Regions from separate parts of the Homo sapiens genome. Here all the other regions are linked to region 1. A link is a contact called in ENCODE Hi-C or POLR2A ChIA-PET data. All regions are on one chromosome and are shown on one strand. Each heading gives the region's core, a stretch centred on a gene start or an enhancer-like site at or near the end of the contact. The rest is flanking DNA. Distances are from core to core; before and after follow the strand shown. Region 1 holds the start of RPS15 (ribosomal protein S15). Region 2 holds the start of ABCA7 (ATP binding cassette subfamily A member 7). Region 3 holds the start of SBNO2 (strawberry notch homolog 2).

Region 1 (3,593 bases), core at 1,094-3,593:
GGCGAGACTTAAAAAGGGCCGGGCGCGGTGGCTCACGACTGTAATCCCAGCACTTTGGGAGGCCGAGGCGGGCGGATCACCTGAGGTCGGGAGTTCGAGACCAGCCTGACCAACATGGAGAAACCCCGTCTCTACTAAAAATACAAAAATTAACCGGGTGTGGTGGTGCATGCCTGTAATCCCAGCTACTTGGGAGGCTGAGGCAGAAGAATCGCTTGAACCTGGGAGGCGGAGCTTGCAGTGAGCCGAGATTGCGCCATTGCACTCCAGCCTGGGCAACAAGAGCGAAACTCCGTCTCAAAAAACAAAACAAGAAAAAAAAAGGACCATGAAGTCCCAAACTGGAAGCCTACAGCGTGCCAGGCGTGAGACTGTTCAGGCGACAGCCAGAACCACCCCCCCCCGCCCCAGTTCATATTTTGGGGACAGGGAAGGTTTGACTTAGTTTGGAGAGAACCAAGAGAAGGGGTACCCCCAACATCCCTGTGCAGTGCAGTTTCCTCACTGAGACAGTACCCCTCAACGCCTCAGCCCAGGAAGCCAGCTCCATTCCCTGCCGTCAGAGCCTTCTCCCATGTCCTCAGGAGCTGCTGCCCCAGCTCCCAGGAGGGCCAGGCGGGGGCGGCTGTCTATCCACACCACAGGTCATCATGGTGTTGAGTGTCAGCCCCTCCCGTTACATTAGCTCCCCCAGCCAAAGAGCAGCACTCACAAAATCAGCTTTCCAGCCAGGACACTCTGCTGCAGGAAAATGGGTAACATGGACGGGCCCGACACATAGGTCCTGTGCTCCTCGGGACGGAGACTCAGCCCTCCCTGAGTACAGTGTAATTGGCTTCCCTTGGGACTGTGGGGACGGCTGGGGAGAGCTCAGCTCCCTGGACAGTGCCACAGCTAAGCTCGGGTTCCCAGAGGTTTTGTGCTTTTTTTTTTTCTTTTTCTTTTTTTTTTTTTTTTTTTTTTTTGAGAAGGAGTCTCTGTCGCCCAGGCTGGAGTGCAGTGGTGCGATCTCAGCTCACTGCAACCTCCGCCTCCCGGGTTCAAGCGGTTCTCCTGCCTCAGCCTCCCAAGGAGCTGGGATTACAGGCACCCACCACCACGCCTGGCTAATTTTTTGTATTTTTAGTAGAGTTAGGGTTGGTCAGCTTGGTCTTGAACTCTTGACCTCAGGTGATCCGCCCGCCTCGGCCTCCCAAAGTGCTGGAATTACAAGCATAAGCCACCACGCCCAGCCAGGTGCCACATCCATAGTTAATAGTCACCTTCAACTTTATACTTAATTCCAGTAAGATACAGAAACATCACTCCTAGGCCAGGCGCGGTGGCTCACGCCTGTAATCCCAGCACTTTGGGAGGCCAAAGCGGGTGGATCACCTGAGGTCAGGAGTTCGAGACCAACATGGCCTGGCCAACATGGAGAAACCGTGTCTTTACTAAAAATACAAAATTAGCCGGGCACGGTAACAGGTGCCTGTAATCCCAGCTACTTGGGAGGCTGAGGCAGGAGAATCGCTTGAACCCAGGAGGCAGAGGTTGCAGTGAGCCGAGATCACACCACTGCACTCCAGCCAGGGCAACAAGAGTGAAACTCTGTCTCAAAAAAAAAAAAAAGTCACTCCTACATAGTTCTAGTTACTCCTTCTCTTTGAGCTATCATTATTCACATTACATTTACATATCTTAACAAACCCAGTGATATTCCTAACTTTATTTTTGAGGCAGGGTCTTGCTCTGTCGCCCAGGCTGGAGTGCCGTTGGCGCGATCACGGCTCACTGCAGCCTTGACCTCCTGGGCTGAAGGCTCAGCCTCCCGAGTAGCTGGGAATTTTTTGTACTTTTTATTCTTTTATGTCCGTGTGTACACAAATTTTTGTATTTTTTTGTAGAGAGGCAGTCTCACTGTGTTGTCCTTACTAACTTTATATACAAAATTTTATCTGTTAAAGCCGGAATGGTTCTTTTCAGCGAGGCCCTGTCCCTGCTCCAGTATCTGTAATGAATTCTCGTGTTCCTCCCACAGTGGGACCTGAACCGCCAAACCGCACCTACGAGCAAACGGTAGGCGCTCCATAAATACTTGTTGATGTGGGTGCCATCGTGTAGATGACGGAGCACGAACCCGAGGCTCAGACAGGGGCGGCGACTTGTCCAAAGTCCCACTCCGTGGAGGAAGCGGCTCTGCAGACCTCAGGCGGCGGCTGCTCTAATCCCTGCAGCCTGTGTTTTGCCCTCCAGACGGCAGAGGGCGCGTGTTCGCCGCCGGGAAAGCGGAAGCGCGTGTGCGCGCACGGCCGAGGGGGCGGGACATGCCGGCAGTCTCGCGATAACTGCGCAGGCGCGGACCAAAGCGATCTCTTCTGAGGATCCGGCAAGATGGTGAGTGTTGCGATTTGGCGCGTCTCTGCCGGGCCTATCCGGCTCCATCCAACCTCTGACCGTCTCGCGGGGGCCGCAGTTCGTCCCCGCGGCTACGGCGGCTTGCTCCCGACCCTGCAGGCGGCTGGATGTTGGGGCGAGGGGCGGACTTGGTGGGTGTCGGGACGACGCGGGGCTGGGAAGGCCTGTCCGGGCCTTCATGTCCGGGTCCTCGTAACCCGGAGCCGCGAGTGATCCCCGGGGACGGGTCGAAGCGGTGTGTCCCTGTCGGGCTTCTGTCCCCGGCGGCGCCGCGCGTCTTCCGCGGTGTCCTCGGGCCCGGTGGCCCCGGGAGATGGGTGTCGGGATCCCGCTGACGCCCGATCCGCGCCCGCACAGGCAGAAGTAGAGCAGAAGAAGAAGCGGACCTTCCGCAAGTTCACCTACCGCGGCGTGGACCTCGACCAGCTGCTGGACATGTCCTAGTAAGGGCGGCCGCGGGGGTCGCGGGCAGGGGCTGGGCCAGCGGTGGGGCTTGTCCGGGTGAGGGCGGCGGGGCGGGGGTCCAAGCGCCTCTGCGGCGGTGGGCGGGCACGGTCTCCGCGCGGGTTTGGAACTGAGTGTGGTCTTGCGCCCAGAAAACTGTCCAGAGACGTTGAGGTTTTTGCTTATTTGCAACCTGCCCCCCGTTGTTCACTTTTCCGCGGCTTAGTTGGAAGGTGTAGCCCCTGTCTGTAGCCCACGTGACTTAGAATAAGGGGCTGCGTTAGACTCCTTAGATTTTAAGGGCGGTGGAGGTCGCTGGGTCCTTTCCAGGCAGGGTGGTGGTGGGCATCTGGCTTGCGCTTTTATTTTTTAATTTTTGATTATTTTGAGGCGGAGTCTCATCCTGTCGCCCAGGCTGGAGTGCAATGGCTCCGTCCCAGCTCACTGCAGCCTCCCACTCCCGGGTTCAAGCGATTCTCTTGCCTCAGCCTCTCGAGTAGCTGGGATTAGAGGGCCCCCCCACCACGTCCGGCTAATTTTTGTATTTTTAGTAGAGACGAGTTTCAGTGTTGCCCAGGCTGGTCTCAAACTCCTGACCTCAGGTGATCCACCTGCCTCGGCCTCCCAAAGTGCTGGGATTACAGGCGTGAACACCGCGCCCGACCTTGATTTTTGATTATTTGTGGAAACAGCGTTTCTCTGTGTCGTCCAGGTTGGTCTTGAACTCCTGGGCTCAAGCGACCCTCCCGCCT
Region 2 (3,593 bases), core at 1,094-3,593, 400 kb before region 1:
GCCGGCAGATATATGACCCCAAGTACTGCCCGCAAGGCACAGTGGCCGATGGGGCTCCCTCGGGCACCGGCGACTGCCCGGACCCGGGGGAGGTCCCTGAATATCCCCCTTACTACCAGGAGGAGGCCGGCTACTGAGGCTCCCAGCACGCTCTCTCCCCACATCGTCTGCCCATCTGGGTTTTTGGGTTTTTCTGTGTTTTCATCTTTTTTTTTTTTTTCTTAACCCGTTCAGTGCTGCCAGTCAACCAAGGGTCTGTGAGTGTCAGCGTGGGATCAGGCAGCAGAGCTTTTTTCCCCTTTGCCTTGATCCTTCGCAAGGCTGAGCCACTGGGCTGTGGGGGAAGGGGTCAAGGCCATATCCCAATACGTGTAGGGCGAGGGTCCCTGCTGGCACATTCAGGCTGTGCTGGGAAGAAGAGACCTGGGCTTGGAAGGAACCGGTCCCCGACGGTTTCTGCTTGCCTCGCCTCTTCCCCCTTTTGTCAGCTGAGCAGTTTGTGGTTTCTATGCCCGCAAGTTTCAGGAAGTATTCACAAAAGAAAAATACATTTTTTCCCCCAGGGGTGGGGCAAGGACAGTGGAGAGAGTGCTAGGAAATGAGTCCCCTGGGAAAGGGGACCGGGCCGTGATGTTAAATATCTCCGGCTCCCAAGTGACTGGATTTGCCTAGGACCTTCAGACCAACAGACTTCAGACCCTCAGACCTGCCCCGGGGCCAGGTGGAGAAAGTGAGGGCCGTACAAGGAAGTGAAATTCTGAGTTGTTGGGGCTAAGCCTGACCCCCTCTCCATGCTCCCCGCCCCAACCCACTCTGGCCTCAGTAGATTTTTTTTTCAGTTGTGGTTGTTGCCCAGGCTGGAGTGCAGTGGCGCCATCTTGGCTCACTGCACCTCCACCTTCCGGGCTCAAGCGATTCTCCAGCCTCAGCCTCCTGAGTAGCTAGGACTGCAGGTGCTCCACCACGCCCGGCTAATTTTTGTATTTTTAGTAGAGATGGGGTTTCCCCATGTTGGCCAGGCTGGTCTCGAACTCCTGGCCTCAGGTGTGATCCGCCCGCCTCCGCCTCCCCAAGCGCTGAGATTACAGGTGTGAGCCACCGTGCCCAGCCCCTCAGTAGGTTTTAAGGAGCCCCCAGCCCTCCTCCCTTCTGGGCCCGACCAGCTTATACTGCTCCATCTTCCCCGGCCACATGCCCCGCCAAGTACTGCACAGGGACCCCCCACCCAGGGGACCTGCTCCGTGAGATAATGTGAAATACGACTGTGGACCAAACGCAATAAAACCTCTGTTTGTACGAAGAGAAGGTGGCCAAGAGAGTTGGCGTCGATGAGGGCGTGCTTTGCTTTGATGCTTTTGTGGGGAGAGAGGAGGTCTTGGGGGATGGGGGGATCAAGGGGAAAATGTCCACCTCACCATTGGGAGGAGGAGCAAAAGCTGAAGCCACAGGTGAGTCTGGGTGGAATGAATGATTTGAAGGGCCGGGACTTGGGGTAGAGGGAGAGGCTGGGCTTCCTGGCCATTTGGAGAAGAGGCAGTTCCCTCAAATGCCCCCCATGCGCTTTGGCTGCACTCTACCTTACAGCGCAAGTCTCGTGGCCTCAGCCTGGATGTCTCCCCGTTGGCGAACTCCTATTTATCCTCAAAGCCCCAACGGCAATGCCACCTCCTGCCGCGGGAGCCGTCCCCACGCCTCTCACTCTCCCCAGCGCCTTCAAAGCTGTGGACCCACACGCTCCCATTTCAGCTTCACCTCCAGCCTGAAGAGTTTATTTCAACTCTTCTTCCAGAGTGGGAAACGGGTTTTCCTCAAAATCAGGGTAGCCACTATAATCGGAGACTCTAGAATGTTGGCCCCCTCCCCCTCCTGCCATCCTCTGCAGAAGCCGAGGAGCGTTCGTGGAATGAATGAATGAACGAATGATCTAGTGGAACCCCTACTTTACAGACGGACGAGTGTAGTCCCAGAGTCTGGACTAAACTAGAGGGAGCCTGGCCAGCCCCGGGGACAGCGGGGACAGAGGGAACTCCTGCAATTCGGAGCTGCGGTATTGCAGCCGGTTATACAACGTGGGGAGGCAGCCTGGCTCCCCAAAGACAGCGCAGCCTCGTTCCCGGAGGGCGGCCTGCCTGGGACCTGCCGGGCACTCCGCCACCCTACGGTGATGCAGCAAGAGCCGCGCGGTCCCTTTAAGAAACCCGGCTAGGCGAGGCCCTTCTGTGATCCCGTCTCCTCCCTTGGCCCGCGCAGCTCCGACGGAGCAGGCCAGTGAGTGACGGGCAGGTCGCCCAATAGCAGCGTGCAGAGGCAGGGGCGTGCCCCGGCGCTGCTACCTGCGCGGGCAAGCTCAGCGCACTTGGCTTAAGGGGCGGCGCGCTCCCTGCCTGCTGCTGGGCGGAGGGAAGGCGGCAAGAGCTGCGGAGCCCCTGGAAGGTGAGAAGGACTCGGAGAGGGAAGAAGGCCCGAGACTCGAGAATGCGGGGTTGGGGCCGGGAGGGATGCAAGTTCCCTGGGAATTAGGGGGTCCAGCCTCTGACCTCCTTCCGGTGAATGTTGACGACGGCTGAATTGATCACTGATTCTCAAGGGGGGCATCGGACATCTGGGACCCTTAAGAGGGCCTTTGCCGATCACACACCTGCAGCCCCCTGCCCGTTAGAACTCCTGCACTCCCCCTTGCCCCGTCTTACAAATGGAGAAACTGAGCCCACTCCCCCAGATCCTAAGTCCCGCTTGATGTAAAGGAAAGAACCCTGGCGTAAGGGTCTGGGTCTGAGGTCCCAGTTCCGGCCTGGTCACCTTTAGCAACTTCCTGCCCCTCTGTCAGCGTCAGATTCTCCATCTGTGTCAGAGGTGGACCGGCCCAAGGAAAATAGATCAGGAATCGCTGACTCCAGGAGTCTCTATCCCAGCCCCTTCGCCTGACTCTTTCTCTGGCTCCCGCGGTCCCTCTGAGCGATTAATGCTACATAAGGTGTGGGCAGAGCTGGGGTCGTGCCTCCAGCTGGGCAACTGCCTGTCTCTCTGGGTGCCTGGGTTTGCTTTCTTGGGCCTCGGTTTCCACTTCTGTAGAGTGGGGTGATAGTCCAGCACTTCCCCTGGGCGTGTGAAATGTCCAGCACTGCCAATATTCGTTGCTGTTATCTTCGGAGAACAGTGAGGGGAAAGGAATCCTTGCCTGGGCTGGGCCAGGCAGGAGGCTGGGGGTCAGGACCTGGAAGAGGCTTCCAGGTGAGGCTTGGGGTGGAGCCTGGTGACGAAAGCGTTAAGCCCAAACTCGGTCCCTGGAGGATTAGAGGATGATCTTTAAGTCCCCAGCTGTCAGCCCTGCTCAGAGCGACAGTCCTGGCAGCCAATCAGATGCGAGGACGGCTGCGGGTTGCGCTCCCATTGGTTTACTCCACCCCTGGGGTAGCGGAGCCTCTTTATCGAGTGACTACTGTTTGCCTCGCTCTAATCAGAGCTTCCAGGAACCCTGCGCTGTGGGATAAAGGAATGAGGTTCAGAAAGGGGCAGGGAGTTGCCCGCAGCCGCACCGCACGTCTTCAGCCCGACCGTTGTCCTGACCTCTCTGTCCCGTCCCCTGCCCAGTC
Region 3 (3,593 bases), core at 566-3,065, 260 kb before region 1:
TGGGAAGAAAGGGCGTGGACGGCACCTGCTGGGCCTGCCACAAACTCTCTGGGTCCCATGTCCCCGCTGCTCCTCTTCCAGGGCCGAGTCAGGGAGAGACATCCCAGGGAGGGCACCCGAAACAGCACAGCACCCCTCAGTCAGGAAGCAGTGCCGGCTGCCCTGGCCCGGAGGAAGAGGCCTGGAAGAAAGTTTGAAGCCTGTAATCCCCGTGTAATCGGGCTGGCTGCCCACGGGGTCTGCGGCCCTGGGTCCTCGGCCCCTCCCATGCTCTTCTCTTGAACCTCGGCTTCCTCTGCCCCTCTGTAAAACACTCACTGCAACCGCCCCCCCCGCCCCGGCAAACTGGCAGCCAGCATCAGCACAGGCCAGCTCCGAGGCCGGGCACTCTCGCTGACAGGGCGTGCAACAGATGGCACCAAACCTATCCCGTCCCGTCCCAGCAGTCACAGGCAGGAAGGACGTTCTGAGCAGGCGGGAACAACAGGCATTCCGGGAAGAAGCAGCCAGGGGAGGCCCCGGCTACACATTTAAGAGATTTTTTTTTTTTTTTTTTAACTTTTCAGAATGTTAATCAGTTCATCCAGGGAGACACCCACCGTCCCTGCCCCAGCACCATCCGTGCCCGGCGTCCCTGGAGGCGCTGGGTGGGCTCTCCACAACGCCTGCCCCCCACGCCCCAGGTCAGTCTGGGGATTGGTCCCTCCAGGCCCCACCTGCCTTATTCTTCGGGACTCTGGGGTGGTGGGAAGAGTGCCCTACGGGGGACAGGACCCACCAGGAGGCCTGCGCTTCCCCTTCACCGACACACGCTGCTCCCGGGCCCCACTCGGGCCATCTCAGCCCGCTACCCTCCCTCCCGCCTGTCCCTGGAAGCCGGGTTTGAATGCGACCCGCACTCCCACCCCCAACACGCTCTGCAGACTCCGCCCAGACGGCCCCGGGGTCACCTAATATCAGCAAGCCCCCATCCCAAACCGGGGGACCTCCATGCAGAAACCGAAAAACCATCTGCCCCAGAAGAGAAGTCGGAGGCCCCAGGAGCGGGAGGGGCGGGGAGCAAGGGGAGGGAGGGAGACAGGGCTGCGCTGCGGGGCCGAGAAGGCAAGGGTCCTGGGACCGGGGACAAGGAGGAGGAAGGGGCACGAACGCCCGAGGAGCCTGGAGTCAGGAATCGGGGCGGCGGGAGAGACCGGGGGTCACTCCCAGGAAGGGGTCGAGGTCACGAGGCGCATGGAGTCGAGAGTCCCCAAAAGGGAAGGCCAGGATACCGAGGAAAAGCGGGTGCGGGGTCACCAAGGGGCTCGGGGGCACCGATGAGTGCGGGGTCAAGGGTTACCAGAAAACGAAAGGTCGGGGGTCACCAAGCTGCGCGGTACAGGGAGTCACCCGGAAGAGCGGGAAGGAAAGGTTGGGAGGGTTGTCGTGGAAGGTAGGGTTAAGGTTCACGGCAGGGGGTCGCCGGGGGGCGGGGGGGCAGGTCAAGGTTCACGGCGGTGGTCGCGGGGCAGCGCGGGGTCAACGTTGGCGGCGAAGGGCGGGGTCGGAAGGGGTCGCGGCGGAGGGCGGGGGTCCCGCCGCGCTCGCCCCCGCCCCACGGCCCCCAGAACCCCCAGCCCCGGGCGCAGGGGTCCGCGGGGAGCGCCGGACCCACAAGCGGGGTCGGGCCAGGCAGGGGTCGCGGTGGAGCCGGGGCGGGGGTCGCAACCAGAGCCTCACCTCGGGCCCGGGTCCGGCCGGGCGCGGAGCCCGCGGCGCCTGTTTCTCCGAGCCTCGCAGCTGCCGCCGCTCACTTCCGGGTTTCGGGCGCCATCTTGGGGGCCCCGCGCACTTCCGGTCATGCCGCGGGGCGGGGCCTCCACCTGCGGGGGCGTGGTCTCGGTTCGGGGGCGGGGCCACCTTCCAAGCCAATCCCTTGAGGTCCTTCCGCTATTCGGAAGGGGCTGGGACTCCTACGGCTCTGGGTTCGAATCCCGCCCTGCCTGGTTCTCTTGAGACCCCAGCATGTGCTTTCACCTCCTCAAGCCTCAGTTTCCTCTTCTGCACCGTGCTGGTGAAATGGAATCTGCTTTGTGGTACAGCATCCCCTTTTTTCCTCCTTCCTCAGAACCCCCTCCAAGCCTCTGCATGTGCCACGTCCCCCACTGGGGCTCACTCACCCGAGACTTTTAAACTGAGACTCCCTCAAAAGCTACTAAGACGATCACCAGCCGGGCGCAGTGGCTCACGCCTGTAATCGCAGCACTTTGAGAGGCTGAGGCGGATGGATCACTTGAGGTCGGGAGTTTGAGGCCAACCTGGACAATATGATGAAACCCCGTCTCTACTAAATATACAAAAATTAGCTGGGCGTGATGGCGGGCACCTGTAATCCCAGCTACTCAGGAGGCTGAGGCAGTAGTATCGCTTGAACCTGGGAGGTAGTTATTGCAGTGAGCTGAGATCGCACCACTGCACTCCAGCCCGGGCAACAGAGTGAGACTCCATCTCAAAAATAAATAAATAAATAACGAAATAAAATAAAATGAAATAAAATCATCACCTCTGGGCCTGTCAGACATACTCTCTCACGAAAAGTTATCTCTGTTCATTAATCTCTCTCCCTAACCAAATACAGTTCTGGACGCTTCAGCATGGTGACTGGCACATGGGGGTTTGGGTAAGTCCCAGGGGCTACCCCCAAGAGAGCAGGATCCTTTCAGGCAGGGCCACGGGGGCCTGAGGGGCTCCTCCTCTCGGTGGCTGTGGTGGGAGGCTGCCCTGCGTGGGGAGCTGGAGTCTCAGGGCACTTTTCCTGTGACTTGAGCCAGTGAAGGCAGATCCAGTGTGGGAGGCACCACCGCCTCCCCAGCCCAATTTCAGCCATGACAATACTGATACAGCTCCCTGGACCCAAGCAGCCACAAGCCAGAGGCCTCTGCCCCCATTCCAACCCCCTGAAACTAGAGTTGATTTCTCCATGACTTTGTTAATTCATTCAGTGACTTCTAATCGATGCTGCTCTGTGCTTGGTCATGAGCTGGGAAAACCCAGGGTCTCACAGAGGACTCAGCTGTCTGTCCCAACATCAGAAAGCCCCTGGTCTAGGGGAGAGAGAACCAGGACCAGACACTCCAATATGCGGGATCTCTGGGAGGGTTGAAATGTCTGCCTAGGGCTTCATAGAGGGCTGCATGCTGAAGAGTGTGTTGAAGCTGGGGTTTTGAAGTTCAAGTAGGAGTGTACCAGGTAGACAAGAGTAGGAAGAACAGTCCGGGCAAAGAAGGCCTGGTAAGGCAGATAATAAGCAGGTTTAAGATATTTTAGCACCTCTCTAAAAAACTGAGGCCAAAAGCCAGGCACGGTGGCTCACGCCTGTAATCCCAGCACTACGGGAGTCTGAGGCAGGAGGAACACCTGAGGTCAGCGGTTTGAGACCAGCCTGGCCAACATGGTGAAACCCCATCTCTACTAAAAGTACAAAAAAGTTAGCTGGGCATGGTGGTGCCTGCCTGTATTCCCAGCTACTAGGGAGGCTGAGGCAGGAGAATCGCTTGAACCCAGGAGGTAGAGGTTGCAGTGAGCTGAGATCACACCACTGCACTCCAGCCTGG

Evidence for each region. Hi-C counts contacts between places; a loop is a spot of excess contacts on that map. ChIA-PET counts read pairs that join two places held with the same protein, here RNA polymerase II (POLR2A). Pooled maps may share reads with other maps.
Region 2: a map of sigmoid colon shows a loop between it and region 1 (5-fold over the local background). The contact joins the promoter of ABCA7 here to the promoter of RPS15 in region 1. A Hi-C loop is called at or near these places in 1 of 168 maps with a recorded cell type or tissue (sigmoid colon) and 2 of 50 pooled maps. POLR2A ChIA-PET finds 5 or more read pairs at or near these places in 1 of 52 experiments (WTC11).
Region 3: a loop to region 1 is called in a map with no recorded cell type, with 12 times the contacts of the local background. The contact joins the promoter of SBNO2 here to the promoter of RPS15 in region 1. A Hi-C loop is called at or near these places in 1 of 37 single-sample maps with no recorded cell type and 4 of 50 pooled maps. POLR2A ChIA-PET finds 5 or more read pairs at or near these places in 2 of 52 experiments (AG04450 and GM10248).

What each region holds. Positions count from the first base shown.
Region 1 is chr19:1,436,053-1,439,645 of GRCh38, forward strand. RPS15 (ribosomal protein S15) reads left to right here and starts at 2,344. Exons shown (of 4, transcript NM_001018.5): 1 at 2,344-2,376; 2 at 2,755-2,840. The coding sequence starts at 2,374. RefSeq lists enhancers at 2,089-2,959, 2,368-2,587.
Region 2 is chr19:1,037,764-1,041,356 of GRCh38, forward strand. ABCA7 (ATP binding cassette subfamily A member 7) reads left to right here and starts at 2,344. Exons shown (of 47, transcript NM_019112.4): 1 at 2,344-2,433; 2 at 3,462-3,593. It overlaps CNN2 (calponin 2), which reads left to right. Exons shown (of 7, transcript NM_004368.4): 7 at 1-1,302. The coding sequence ends at 137. RefSeq lists enhancers at 350-909, 497-998, 999-1,498, 3,391-3,593 and a silencer at 3,340-3,479.
Region 3 is chr19:1,172,453-1,176,045 of GRCh38, forward strand. It overlaps SBNO2 (strawberry notch homolog 2), which reads right to left and starts at 1,816. Exons shown (of 32, transcript NM_014963.3): 1 at 1,720-1,816. It overlaps LOC102725180 (collagen alpha-1(VII) chain), which reads left to right. Exons shown (of 3, transcript XR_005647046.2): 2 at 567-1,432; 3 at 2,108-2,541. RefSeq lists enhancers at 184-742, 2,127-2,176 and a silencer at 1,677-1,986.